3 separate regions of the Homo sapiens genome follow, and regions 1 and 2 are each linked to region 3. A link is an interaction called in ENCODE POLR2A ChIA-PET data of the cell type or tissue named here. Cell type or tissue: OCI-LY7. All regions are shown on one strand. Region 1 overlaps IPO7 (importin 7). Region 2 overlaps DENND5A (DENN domain containing 5A). Region 3 overlaps ZNF143 (zinc finger protein 143).

Evidence for each region. Peaks named below come from ENCODE experiments on the same cell type or tissue, not always from the same donor. Only the 100,000 strongest peaks of a DNase experiment are listed, where the experiment ranks them.
Region 1: POLR2A ChIA-PET joins it to region 3 with 5 read pairs; 14 of 35 experiments call an interaction of 5 or more read pairs at or near these places.
Region 2: POLR2A ChIA-PET joins it to region 3 with 6 read pairs; 10 of 35 experiments call an interaction of 5 or more read pairs at or near these places.

The regions. Positions count from the first base shown.
Region 1 is chr11:9,404,946-9,409,945 of GRCh38, reverse strand. It overlaps IPO7 (importin 7), which reads right to left. Exons shown (of 25, transcript NM_006391.3): 3 at 1,307-1,460; 4 at 1-18. Among named protein-coding and RNA genes, the nearest start is that of SNORA23, 21 kb to the left of the region's middle. In OCI-LY7, no CTCF peak of the experiment used is centred here; no DNase peak of the experiment used is centred here.
Region 2 is chr11:9,240,813-9,245,812 of GRCh38, reverse strand. All of the region lies in intron 1 of DENND5A (DENN domain containing 5A), which reads left to right. Among named protein-coding and RNA genes, the nearest start is that of DENND5A, 22 kb to the left of the region's middle. In OCI-LY7, no CTCF peak of the experiment used is centred here; no DNase peak of the experiment used is centred here.
Region 3 is chr11:9,477,810-9,482,809 of GRCh38, reverse strand. It overlaps ZNF143 (zinc finger protein 143), which reads right to left. Exons shown (of 16, transcript NM_003442.6): 6 at 4,224-4,420; 7 at 3,264-3,338. Among named protein-coding and RNA genes, the nearest start is that of ZNF143, 19 kb to the right of the region's middle. In OCI-LY7, no CTCF peak of the experiment used is centred here; a DNase peak (open chromatin) is centred at 2,679; H3K27ac peaks cover 1,856 bases.

The DNA.
Region 1 (5,000 bases), 73 kb after region 3:
CATGTAGTAAGCTGTACCCTGGAAGCCAAAAAAAAACAGTAAGGAAAAAATCCTAACTAGGTAAGATTTTGCTAACCCATAGAAAGGAAAATAGCTGTTTAGACAAAATCTAATTTCAAAATAACCCAGTGATTTTAGATGTACACAGAATATATATGATTCAGAATAAGTCACTGAGCAAACGAAAACCAGCAAATGTTACAAATACAGGTGTTTTATTTTTCATTCCTATCATCAATAAACAAGTTTCATTTGAGAACATCAATTAGGCTGGGTGCGGTGGCTCACACCTGTAATCCCAACACTTTGGGAGGCCCAGGCGGGAAGATCACAAGGTCAAGGGATCAAGACCATCCTGGCCAACATGGTGAAACCCCATCTCTACTAAAAACACAAAAATTAGCTGGGCCTGGTCGTGCACACCTGTAATCCCAGCTACTCCGGGGGCTGAGGCCACTGTGCCCGGCCCACAAGTTTTATATGAAGTTTTTGGTTTCGTCAATGTGAAATCAAACTGTAGTAAGAAAACAAATTACAGGCCAGGCATGGTGGCTCACACCTGTAATCACAGTACTTTGTGAGGCCTAGGCAGGTGGATCACTTGAGGTCAGGTGTTCCAGACCAGCGTGGCCAACATGGTAAAACCTCGTCTCTACTAAAAATACAAAAATTAGCCAGGGATGCTGGTGCACGCCTGTAATCCCAGCTACTCGGGAGACTGAGGCAGGAGGATTGCTTGATCCCAGGAGTCAGAGGCTGTAGCGAGCCGAGATTGCGCCACCTCACTCCAGCCTGGGTGACAGAACAAGACTCAATCTTAAAAAAAAAAAAATGACTAAGGCATTCTCCTACAACAGCATCTGTTGGGTAAGTTTTCTGCTACAAAAAAAACAGGCCTATATGTTCTGAAAAGCCCCCAAAAGCCCCCCAGAAAAGCCGGGTGCAGTGGTTCACGCCTGTAATCCCAGCACTTTGGGAAGCCGAGGCAGTTGGATCACGAGGTCAGGAAATCGAGACCATCCTCGCCAACATGGTGAAACCCTGTCTCTACTAAAAATACAAAAATTAGCTGGGCGTGGTGCCATGTGCCTGTAATCCCAGCTACTCGTGGAGCTGAGAGGCAGGAGAATTGCTTGAACCTGGGAGGCGGAGGCTGCAGTGAGCAAGGATCGTGCCACTGCACTCCAGCCTGGCCACAGAGGGAAAGTCCATCTCAAAAAAAAAAAAAAAAAAAAAAAAAACCAAAAAACAAAAAACCCTGAAAGTTACACACCTGCAGAAATGGGTAAATTTTAAAAATACATACCTGATGAGCTCAGGAGAATGGATAATGGCTTCTACAATATTTTCTCGAATACAATGGCGATCTTCTTCTGGAATAGTATAAGGGGATATATCCCCTGGTGCTGTTTCTCGATCAGGCCAATACTGTGTTATCATATTTTTCAGATAGATAACACCTAAAATACAGATCAGTTTGACAAAAGAATGTTTACTGTGAAAGTACTGTGAAAATCCCACAAGTGTCCATACCTCAAGTATTTCTTTCACACTACCGTTTGTAAAGCTATGCTTTCATTAACAAAATACTACATTCAATTATTTTTAAAGTTGATAATGCACAAATTGAACACTGTTACAGCAATCAAGCACAAAGTTATTACGAATCACACAGCATAAGAAAACTCTGCAAATAAACAACCCCAGAGAAAACTGTTTTTTTTTAACGTCACAACACTTTTAACCCTGTTTTCTACAGGAGAGTTAAATTAAATCAAATCAGTTTTCTAAATGAAGCCTCTAAAGACAAAACCATCATACATATCCCAACATAGCTTCTACAACTAATCACACAAAGGTAATAAAAAAACCAGTTCTTATCACAGAAAAATAATAGCATATAAAGGTTCTTAATCTATAAATTTAAGTATTTCAATCCCATACCACTTCAAATTCAAATTATGTTATGGGAGAATTTACTGTGTTCAGAAATTACAGATTGCTATTTTTCTGTCAGTTATCATACTGCTACCTTTGCACATTGCTATTTGACAAAAGTTAACAAACTGATGAAGTGGTAAAATCCAGGCTGCTAGCAAAGCTTTTTACCCAGCACTTTCAGAGAGTGGGGGAGAACAGAGTCACAAATCTGTAAGATGTACTGTAAAGGGAAACTGTCCAAAATTAATTCTTAAATTCTGCAAAACACTCGATCTTCTCTAATTAGCAATTCTTATCTCAAGTCCTGTACTTATTTGAACAAGGATAACCGACAGAAATAGGATTTTTATATTCTAGTTTGCTTTAATTTAGGAATTAAATATTCCATATTATAGTAATTCAAATAGATTAAGATTATATATTAAAATACCCCTCAACAAGGTATTTTTATGAGATGGAGTCTTGCTCTGTCACCAGGCTGGAGTGCAGTGGTGCGATCTCGGCTCACTGCAACCTCTGACTCCCTAGTTCAAGCGATTCTCCTTGCCTCAGCCTCCCGAGTAGCTGGGTTTACAGGCATGCACCACCATGCCCAGGTAATTTTTGTATTTTTAGTAGAGACAAGGTTTCACCATGTTGGCCAGGATGGTGTCGCTCTCCTGACCTCGTGATCCACCCACTTCGGCCTCCCAAAGTTCTGGGATTATAGGCGTGAGCCAAGGTTTTAAAATAAACTACACCTACAATAAAGAATCAAATAGGACCAACAAAGTCCAGGTTATTACTACTACAGAATTTTGGTTCTTTTTCTCCAAAACAGAATAGAGACCAATACTAAGACCACACAACAGTCCCAATGTCTCTGGATGCAACCTCTGAATACTTCCATTCTAAGTAAAGAATGGAATATATGCTTATGTGATTCGGAATTTTAAACATTTTTTGCCCCAACAATACAGAATTTGGAATTGCACTGTAAGGATCTCATGATTCAGTCTACTCTAGCCAGAATGCTTGAGCAAAGACAGAATGAACTAATCATTCGAAATCCAGCAGATGAAACCACCATATGCCATGCACTACAGAAATCTCATTCAATTATTCCAAGAACATAATTTTTTTTTCTTTTTTGAGAAAGGGTCTCACTCTGTTTCCCAGACTGGAGTACAATGGCACAATCTCAGCTCACCACAACCTCCATCTCCCAGGCTCAAGCGATTCTCCTGCCTCAGCCTCCTGAGTAGCTGGGATTACAGGTGCATGCCACTACCACCCGGCTAATTTTTTTGTATTTTTAGTAGAGACAGGGTTTCACCATGTTGACCAGGCTGGTCTTGAACTCCTGACTTCAAATGATCCCCCATCTACGGCCTTCCAAAGTGCTGGGATTACAGGTGTGAGCCACCGTGGCCAGCCCCAAGTATATAACTTTTAAATTAATGATATTTTAAATTTTTTGACCAATTCCATAGTTTAACTCCTTCCAATTGTGTACACACTAAAACAATTTCCCAGTGTAATTTGTTTTTCTAATACACATAACCAAGTCTCTAGAATTTATTAATATCACTCCTAAAGGTCAAACACTTAACTTCTTAGTAAAAATTTGGATTTAAAGGCAGACTCTTATCTAAAAACGGGAAAATGTGAGCTTCACTAGTAAAAGATAAATGAGACTTGAATATATATAAAAAAGAAACAAGACCAGGCACAGTGGCTCACGTCTTTGATCCCAGCACTTTGGAAGGCTGAGGCGAGAGGATCACTTGAGGTCAGCAATTCAAGACCAGCCATAGTGGCTAACGCCTGTAAAGCTCAATACTTTGGAAGCCGAAACCAGCCGGGGAAACACAGTGAGACCCCGTCTCTACTAAAAAAAAAAAAAAAAAAAAAAAAAAAAGACCAGCCTCAGCAACATAGTGAGATTCCATCTCTACAAAATAAAATAATTAGATGGGTGTAGTGACACATGCCTGCAGCCCCAGATGTTTGGCAGGCTAAAGTAGAAAGATTATTTGAGCCCAGAAGTTTGAAGATTCAATGAGCTATAACTGAGTCACTGCACCCCGGCCTGGGCAAGGATCAAGACCCTGTGGAAGACAGGAAAGGAAGGAAGAGAAGGAGGGAAAGGAGGAAGGGAAGGAAGAAAGGAAGGGAAGGGAGGGAAAGGAGACAATAAAAATTACCCTTTTCTATTAAATTAGAAATATTTACAAAAAGATTTACTGCTGACCAGGGAGTTCAGTCATTTACATAAAATTGTTTGCTTTTAAAGAAGTCATGGCCAGGCATGGTGGCTCACGCCCATAATCCTAGCACTTTGGAAGGCCCAGGAAGGCAGATCACTTGAGCTCACAAGCTTGAGACCAGCCTGGACAATATGGCAGGACGCCATCTCTACAAAAAATACAACAATTATCAGGGCATGATGGTACGTGCCTACAGTCCCAGCTACTCAGGAGGCTGAGGTGGGAGGATGGCTTGAGCCTGGGAGGCAGAGTTTACAGTGAGTCAAGATGAGGCTACTGAGGGCCGGGGGCGGTGGCTCACGCCTGTAATCCCAGCACTTTGGGAGGCAGAGGCAGGGCAGATCACGAGGTCAGGAGATGGAGACCATCCTGGCTAACACGGTGAAACCCCATCTCTACTAAAAATACAAAGAATTAGCCGGGCGTGGTGGCGGGCGCCTATAGTCCCAGCTACTCGGGAGGCTGAGGCAGGAGAATGGCGTGAACCTGGGAGGCGGAGCTTGCAGTGAGCCGAGATCGCGCCACTGCACTCCAGTCTGGGCGACAGAGCAAGACTCCGTCTCAAAAAAACAAAAACAAAAAAAAGATGGAGCTACTGAATTCTAGCCTGGGCAATACAGCCAGTTTGTCTAAAAATAATAATAATAATAATAATTCCTATCTGCCTAGCAGAGTCCAGGTTATTTAATTAATTAATTTAAAGTGATAATTTAAATTCATTTATTTCCTGAGTACCTACACTGTACTAGGCAACATTTTAGTCACTGAAAATGAAAATATACTGTTAACAAAACAGACTTCAGACTAAAT
Region 2 (5,000 bases), 240 kb after region 3:
AGAATACAAAAATTAGCTGAGCGTGGTGGTCCACGCCTGTAGTCCCAGCTACTTGGGAGGCTGAGGCAGGAGAATCACTTGAATTTGGGAGGCGGAGGTTGCAGTGAGCCAAGATCGTGCCACTGCACTCCAGCCTAGGGGACAGAGTGAGACTCCCTCTCAACAATAAATAAATAAAATTAAATTAAAAATAGAGGCTGCCTATTCGGACTTTTTTCCCCCGAGACGGAGTCTTGCTCTGTAGCCCAGGGTGGAGTGCAGTGTTGCGATCTCAGCTCACTGCAACCTCCGCCTTCCGGATTCAAGCAATTCTCCTGCCTCAGCCTCTCGAGTAGCTGGGATTACTGGTATGCACCACCATGCCCAGCTAATTTTTGTATTTTTAGTAGAGATGGGGTTTCACCATGTTGGCCAGGCTGGTCTCGGACTGCTGACCTCAGGTAATCCTCCTGCCTTGACCTCCCAAAGTGCTGGGATTACAGGTATGAGCCACTGCATTTTTTGTTTTTTTTGTGTTTTTTTTTTTTTTTGGTGACAGTCTTGCTCTGTCGCCAGGCTCAGGTGCAGTGGCACTATCTCAACTCACTGCAGCCTCCACCTCCTGGGTTCAAGCGATTCTCCTGCCTCAGCCTCCTGAGTAGCTGGGACTATAGGCGCGTGCCACCATGCCCAGCTAATTTTTTTGTATTTTTAGTAGAAACGGGGTTTCAGCATGTTGGCCAAGATGGTATTGGTCTCCTGACCTCGTGATTCACCCGCCTTGGCCTCCCAAAGTGCTGGGATTACAGGCATGAGCCACCGCACCCGGCCTGAAGCCTCTTTTAAAAGGGCCTTGGAGCCAAGCACGGTGGCTCACGCCTGTAATCCCAGCACTTTCGGAGGCCAAGGAGGGTGGATCGCTTGAGCCCAGGAGTTCGAGACCAGCCCCGGCAACACGGCGAAACCCTGTCTCTATGAATAAAGATACAAACATTAGCTTTCTGGGTTGCGTGTGCCTGTAGTCCCAGATCCTCAGGAGACTGAGGTGGGAGGATTGCTTGAGCCCAGGAAGTGGGGTTGCAGTGAGCTGAGATAGTGACACTGCACTCTAGCCTGAGTGACAGAGCCAGACCTTATCTCCAAAAATAAATAAATAAATAAAATAGGCTGAGCGTGGTGGCTAATGCCTGTAATCCCAGCACTTTGGGAGGCCGAAGCGGGCGGATCACCCGAGGTCAGGAGTTCAAGACCAGCCTGACTGACAGGGAGAAACCCGGTCTCTACTAAAAATACAAAATTAGCTGGGCGTGGTGGCACATGCCTGTAATCCCAGCTACTTGGGAGACTGAGGCAGGAGAATCACTTGAACCTGGGAGGCGGAGGTTGCGGTGAGCTGAGATCACACCATTGCACTCCAGCTTGGGCAACAAGAGCGAAACTCCGTCTCAAAAAAATAAATAAAAATAAATAAAATAAATAAATTAAAAAAGGCCTTAATCCCATTAACAAGGGAGCAGCTCTCATGGCCTAATCACCTGTTAAAGGCCTCACCTCTTCATACTATCACATTGGCAACACCTGAATTTTGGAAAGGACACATTTAAACCACAGCAGAAATACAATAGAAATTTAGGAGTATCATCTGCTAAACCAACATCCAGTTTTGCTGAACTCTGAGGTTCTGTATGTCCAAATACACTTGACTCTTGAACCAAGTTGGGGGTTAGGGGCACTAATTCTCTGTGTAGCAGAAAATCCACAAGTAACTTTTGACTCCCTGAAAACTTTACTAACAGCCTACTGCTGACTGGAAACCTTACCAATAACACAAATAGTTAATTAACACATATTTTGTATGTTAAATGTATTATATACTGTAGTCTCACAATAAAGTAAGCTAGAGAAAACATAATCATAAGGGAAATAAAATATTATTTTTTGTGTGTGTGAGATGGAGTCTCGTTCTGTCGCCCAGGCTGGAGTGCAGTGGTGTGATCTTGGCTCACTGCAACCTCTGCCTCCCAGGTTCAAGTGATTCTCCTGCCTCAGCCTCCCAAGTAGCTGGGACCACAGGCACCCACCACCACGCCCGGCTAATTTTTGTATTTTTAGTAGAGACAGGGTTTCACCATATTGGCCAGGCTGGTGTCAAACTCCTGACCTTGTAATCCGCCTACCTTGGCCTCCCAACGTGCTGGGATTGCAGGTGTGAGCCACCGTGCCTGGCTGGGAAATAAAATATATTTATCCTTCAGGAAGTGGAAGTGGATCATTTAAAAGGTCTTTATGCTCATCATCTTCACACTGAGTAGGCTGAAGAGGAAGAGGAGGAGTTGGTCTTACTGTCTTGGAGTGGCAGAGGTGGAAGAAAATCTATGTATAAGTGTACCCACACAGTTGAAACCCATGTTGTTCAAGGGTCAACCGTAGTGTGTAATCCCTTTCTTTGTTAAATATTTAATCTAATATACCCCACCCCATTTTCTCACAACATCTGTGTGAAGTACATTCTTTCCCCTGCGTATTAAAAGTAGTACATTTTGAATTTTATCTACTAGAAGAATGTTTAGTGTTTTGTGGAGGATTGTCAGTCTGCCCATCTAGCTCTGTTAACTACTTAGCTCAGTTAGTTATGAGTGTGGTGCATTTAATGAGGCCAAAGTCATTGAGTTAGTCTCCAGAAGAGCAGTTATTCCAATTAGCCTTACTCGCCTCAGTTTTTTTTTTTGTTTTTTTTTTTTTTTTTGAGACAGAGTCTCGCTGTGTCGCCCAGGCTGGAGTGCAGTGGTGCAATCTCAGCTCACTGCAACTTCTGCCTCCTGGGCTCAAGTGATCTTCCTGCCTCAACCTCCCGAGTAGCTGGGATTACAGGTGAGTGCCACCACGCCTGGCTAATTTTTGTATTTTTAGTAGAGACAGAGTTTCACTATGTTGGCCAGGCTGGTCTCGAACTCCTGACCTCGTTATCCACCCGCCTCGGCCTCCGAAAGTGCTGGGATTACAGGTGTGAGCCACCACGCCTGGCCTCGACCCCCTTTTATGCTAGCCTCAGCTGACCATCCTGCTCACTAGTACACTGTGGGTCATAGGGGGCCAAAAACATGAGGCTGGTAACATTCCATCCCTGTTATTCATAGATGATATTTAAGTTAATGGTTGTTTTTTTATTGAATACATTTCAATGCCAGGTATTAGATGGTATTATCCCCATGTTGGAGATTAGGAAACTAAAGTGCAGAGAGTTTGAATAACATGCCCGAGACTATAAAGCAAGAATTGGAAGCCTGTTCTCCCTGTCTCTAAAGTCTTCTACTTTTGTGTTATTGAAAGACCAACTTAGTGATGGGGCACTTGTTTGCAAAGATGTGTAAGTGAGACAGTCACTGTCCTTAAGGGGCTCATAGTCTTCTGAGGGGTTAGGCGTGTAAGCCAATAATGACAATGCACTGTGATAAATGATATAACGAAGGTATGTTTATAATTGAGAGTGAGTGTCTTGCAATCAGTGATTGTCTAGAAGATCTCAAAGTTAGTTTTCTCTGTTTTTTATTCCCTCCTTCAGCTCTTATTTACTGAGTTCCCGTTATTTACTAGTCACTATTTTAGGTTCTTAAGACACATCAATGAGTGAAACTGCCTTTGTGAAGCTTTGGTTTTAGTGGAGGGAGACATTGAAAAATAAACATAATGAACCAGTAATTTACATAGTATGTTAGGAAGTGAAAAGTGCTGTGGAAACAGTAAACAGGGTTAATGGGATCAGGAATGTTAGGGCAGGGTGGAGACAGATGTTGTACTTTTTTTTTTTTTTTTTTTTTTGAGACGGAGTTTCGCTCATGTTGCCCAGGCTGGAGCGCAATGGTGCAATCTCTGCTCACCACAACCTCCACCTCCCAGATTCAAGCGATTCTCCTGCCTCAGCCTCCCGAATAGCTAGGATTACAGGCATGCGCCACCATGCCCGGCTAATTTTGTAATTTTAGTAGAGATGGGGTTTCTCCACATTTATCAGGCTGGTATTGAACTTCCGACCTCAGGTGATCCGCCCGCCTTGGCCTCCCAAAGTGCTGGGATTACAGGCGTGAGCCACCGCGCCCAGCTGATGTTGTACTTTTAATAGGATGGTCAGGGTATACCTCACTGAGAGGATGACAATTTCAGGAGAATTCTAAGGAGTCAAAGGAGTGAGCCATATGTATATGTGGAGAAACGTATTTCAGGCAGAGAGAAGAGCCTGTGCGAGGGCCATAAGCTAGGAGTATACTTGATGTATTAGAATTGTTTACAATGTTACTGAGGTTGGAGGTAGTAAGTGAGGGGACAAGTGGTGGGAAGATGAGATTAGAGAGGAAGGGAGAGGGAGTGTGGGGGAAAGATGTAGGGCTTTATAGGCCAGTGGTTCTCGTTGTCTGGTCTCTGGACCAGTAGTATCAGCATCACCTGAGAACTTCTTAGAAATGTACATTTTAACCCCACCCTTTACCCGCTGAATCATAAACTCTGGGGATGGGGCCTAGAAACCTGTATGTTAACAAGCCACTGTCCTGATGCATACTAAGGTTTGAGAACCACAGTTTTGGCTACTGTAAGAGTTTTAATGTTACGCACCTACATGACTGCAAATTCTTAGGACTGATGTAGCTTTAAGTTCAGTACCCGAATAACTGTAGAGCTTTGGCTTTAGAGTCTTTCAGTTCTGGTTTCAAATTATGGCTTCCTCACTTTCTAGTTATGGGGACTTGGATCAGCTTGTGAGGATTACATGAGGGGAAGAATACACAAACATCACACACAGACATGCACATACACAGACAGAGTTACTAGGGAAGATGAGTCTCTGTCAAGACAACTATTCACATGAAAGAACTTCCAAATTTTGGACTGCTTAAGTTTAGAAGTTGAATTATTAGCTGGTTGTTAACATACCTCATACCACATCTATCAGCCACATTTTTTGTTTCTACTTGAGGTTTTGTGATCCTGTCATGGGTAGTTGCCTGTCAGGAATAAAATCAACACCT
Region 3 (5,000 bases):
TACAGCACATCTCAATTTGGACTAGTCATATTTCAAGTGCTTAACAGCCACATATGGCTAGTGGCAACCGTATTGGACATTGCAGATCTAGTCTGTAAGGAAGAGGTACAAAAGGCAAAGGAGAAAAAAGCTACAGTAAAAAAAAAAAAAAAAGAATCCCATTCAGTAGTCTTCTATTTGTCTACTGGTACCAATACCAAATGGTAATATGTCTACAGATAAAGAGTAATGGGATTTTTTGGCCGGGTGCGCTGGCTCACGCCTATAATCCCAGCACTATGGGAGGCCGAGGTGGGCGGATCATGAGGTCAGGAGATCGAGACCATCCTGGCTAACACAGTGAAACCCCATCTGTACTAAAAATACAAAAAATTAGCCAGGCATGGTGGCGGGCACCTGTAGTCCCAGCTACTCCAGACGCTGAGGCAGGAGAATGGCGTGAACCCGGGAGACGGAGCTTACAGTGAGCCGAGATCGAGCCACTGCACTCCAGCCTGGGCGACAGAGCGAGACACCGTCTTAAAAAAAAAAAAGAGTTGGGGCCGGGTACAGTAGCTCACGCCTGTAATCCCAGCACTTTGGGAAGCCAAGGCAGGCAGATCATGAGGTCAGGAGATCGAGACCATCCTGGCTAACATGGTGAAACCCTGCCTCTACTAAAAATACAAAAAATTAGCCGGGCGTGGTGGCGGGCGCCTGTAGTCCCAGCTACTCGGGAGGCTGAGGCAGGAGAATGGCGTGAACCCGGGAGGCAGAGCTTGCAGTGAGCCAAGATCGAGCCACTGCACTCCAGCCTGGGCGACAGAGTGAGACTCCACCTCAAAAAAAAAAAAAAGAGTAATGGGTTTTTTTAATGACATTTTGCCTCAGCAGTTCTGAATTCCTAGTTACGTTTTGAGTTCTGAAATTTTTTTTTTTTTTTTTGAGACAGTCTCACTCTGTTGCCCAGGCTGGGGTGCAGTGGCACAATCTTGGCTCATTGCAACCCCCACCTCCCAGGTTCAAGCGATTCTCCTGCCTCAGCTTCCCAAGTAGCTGGGATTATAGGCGCACACCACCACACCCAACTAATTCTTGTATTTTTAGTAGAGATGGGGTTTTGCCATGTTGGCCAGGTTGGTCTCAGACTCCTGACCTCAGGTGATCCACCTGCCTCGGCCTCCCAAAGTGCTAGGATTACAGGCGTGAGTCACTGGACCCAGCCTACAACTGCTTTTCTTTAAAATATTCTATTATTTTAAAATGTACTTGTCAGTTACCAATAAGACAGAGAACTTATTGGGCCACTCCAACACTCCAAGCCACTGACCTATAACTCCCGCACATATTTACCCTGTGTTTGCATCTTAGTAGAGGTTGACTTAGGTGGATTTGACATAGAACTGTATAAAAAATACTGAAGTCTCATTTTTTGGGAGGTGGGGGAGAACAGGGTCTTGCTCTGTTGCTTAGGCTGGAGTGCAGTGGCACAATCAGCTCACTATAACTTCAAACCACGGGCTCAAGGGATCCTCCTGCCCTCGCCTCCCAAACAGCTGTGACTACAAATGTGTGCCACCATGCCTTGCTAATTTTGTAATTTTTTGTAGAGATGGAGTCTCACTTTGTTGCCCGGGCTGGTCTCAAACTTCTGGGTTCAAGCAATCTTCCCACCTCAGCCTCTCAAAGTATTGTGATTACAGGTGTGAGCCACCACACCTGCCTTAAAGTCTCATTTCATTCACAAAATATGAATATGAATTGAGACCTGAAAATTTTGCTACGAATCACACAGCATCAAAGCTGATGGGCTTAGTGAACTGAAAACTGTGTTTATTCTATTGCCACTTTGTAGCATCACTTCAGCTGGTAAACAGAAATATTGGCTATTCAGCAACGCGTAGAAGCATAATATTTCTTTTTCTTTTTTCTTTTTTTTTTTTTTGAGACAGTTTCGTTCTTGTTGCCCAGGCTGGAGTGCAACAGCGCGATCTTGGCTCACTGCAACCTCTGCCTCCTGGGTTCAAGCGATTCTCCTGCCTCAGCCTCCTGAGTAGCTAGGATTATAGGCACTAGCCACCACACCTGGCTAATTTTTTGTATTTTTAGTAGAGGCAGGGTTTCACCATGTTGGCCAAGTTGGTCTCAAACTCCTGACCTCAAGTCATCCATCCGCCTCAGCCTCCCAAAGTGCTGGGATTACAGGCATGAGCCACCACGCCCGGCCAGAACCATATTTCTACAAGTGATTTCAGTGATTCCTGTTATTTTATCACTTACTATTAATATAAATGTAAAATCTTCTTGATAACCCCTAACAGTATCACTCAATGTCACTAAGTGGTCATGTTAATGCTCAAGGTTATAAATGTGACCCTGAGTAGTAACTTTAGGAGTTAAATATAATAAAACTCTGAAGAATGAAAAAAAAACTACTATAAAGGAACAGTCAACAAAATATTAGAGAAAATTGCTGAGAAAATAAAGAGCAGCATTAAAGCAGGAATGTACTACAATGATTATACAAGCTCCAAGCATACCCTCCACACGAACATCCCAACACAAAAACAATTCTTGAATAACATAAGTTTTGAATTTTTGATTGTAGGAGATATGCAAGAATGCACCTGGGACTACTTTGTACTTACTACAAAACTTTTAGAAGCACTGGTGCTCTGGGCTGTTACTTAGGTAAGGGGCAGCCAATGACTGGACCCAGGGTGAACATTTGAACCACGGGAAGCCAGCCCACAGGCCACCTGCAGACCAGGAAGCAGTCTGGTAGAAAAAGTATAAACAGCTTTGTCCAAGATTAACTAGGCTGGACTCTCCCTTCAGAAGTTGAAAAGGAAAATATGGAGGGAATCAGCTGGAAGAAGAAGAAATTTAAAAATACAAAAAGCAAAGCAGTGAGGATTATTTAGAAAGAGTCATGATGAAGTCCCAGAAAAAGTATCCACAAATTGCCATGCCATGGGTGGGGGCAGTCAGGAAGTCACCTGGTCTCCACAACTGCCTTGTCCAGAAAACTGCCTTGGAATCCAGCACACAAGCTTCACCTGGATTTCTGTGATACTTCCATTTCTTTAGCATCATTTTGCATCCACCAATGAACACTGGGACCTCAGGCAGTTTGAGAAAGCTGCTGCCCAATACATACATTGTTTTTCTGAACTGGTGAGATTTTCCTAGAGAGGTAGTGAGTTACCTATTCTTGCTTTCATCCACAGAAGGGCACAGAAATGCTAAGCTAGATTTTTATATTAAAAAGTAGCTTTACATACCTGCATTTTTTTCTCTTGCTCATTTTCTCCAATCATTCCAGTACCTGCTACACTTTCACTTCCATCAATGGACACCTATAGGAATAAAATAAAGCTTTAAAATGTTTTACATTTTGATAATGGTTTAGGCTGGTTAAGTACATGGTTCAGGGAGAAGCTTGCAAAAAAAAAGAAAAAGAAAAAAAAGTACATGGGGCTTCATTATCATTTATTTTTGTGTATATTTGAAAATTTCCATAATAGGCTGGGCATGGTGGCTCATGCCAGTAATCCTAGCACTTTGGGAGGCTGAGGCAGGAGGATCATCTGAGCCCAGGAGTTCAAGACCAGCCTGGACAAAAGAGCAAGACCCTGTCTCTATTTATTTTGTTTGTAAAGAAAAAAAAAAAGAAAATGTCCCTAACAAAAGTGAAATAAAACCTTTTAAGTTATATGAGAGATACATGTTCAATGCAGGGGAAAAAAAAAATCAGCTCTTTTGATATAAAACTTGAGACTTTACTTTTCCTAATCTATAGTTCCTACTTCTTAATTCATAAGCAGTTCCATTTACACTTTATTATTTCTTTTATAGCCCTTCATCCTCGTATATCTTTCGGTGAATTACCTGCCACTCATTTCTCTTCTATAAGTCTTTACTCCATTCCCTTTTTTTTTCCAATCTTTCCACACTTCACTTAAGATAAATGCTGATCTCTTTGATACTAACTGATTTTGACTTTGAGTTGCTAGTGTCTTTTTTTTTAATTTCTGAATTTGAGACAGGGATCTATGCTCAAACAATCCTCCCACTTTGGCCTCCCAAAGTGCTGGGAAGTTATAGGCGTGAGCCATCACGCCATGCCCAGCCAAAATTGGCCAGGTTTTTTTTGATGAGGTGTACTTTTTTGTTTTCTTTTCTTTTCATGAAAAATAAAGAAGCTATATCTGCAACATTCTTGACATTGTGAAATGCTATACCTTTGCTGCATACTGTTCCAAAGCACTGATGGTGTCAGGGTCAATTGTAGCATCCCCAGTGTGCAGACCTGCCACTGTCCCATCAGCCTGAATTGCCAAGATGGTGTCAGACTGCGGGACTTGCACTGCATGGTGGATATAAGCTGTGGTACCATCTTCCAGCTGAACCGCCTGTAATGCACTCTGGTCATAACTATCTGAGAGAGTGGAAGAGAATGCCATTAAATTAAAGGTAAAATCTGACAAATATTTACATATTTAAAGGAAGAGAGAAATGAGCTTTTATTGAGTAGTTACTCTGAGTACTGGACCACGCACTTGATATGTGTTATTTCATTTAATCCTCACAATAATTCTGCAAGGCAGGTACATTTACTGCCTTCATTGTATAAATGGGAACTCAGGTTTGGAGAAGTAACATCACTTTCCTTAGCAATCAGAAAATTTAAAAAACATTAACAGGCCGGGTGCAGTGGCTCAAGCCTATAATCCCAGGACTCTGGGAGGCCGAGGCGGGCGGATCACGAGGTCAGGAGATTGAGACCATCCTGGCTAACACGGTGAAACACCCTCTCTACTAAAAATACAAAAAACTTAGCAGGGCACGGTGGCACGCGCCTGTATTCCCAGCTACTGGGGAGGCTGAGGCAGGAGACTCACTTGAACCTGGGAGGCAGAGGTTGCAGTGAGCCAAGATCGTGCCACTGCACTCCAGCCTGGGCGACAGAGCCAGAGTCCCTCTCAAAAAACAAACCAAAAACAAAAACAAACAAAGAA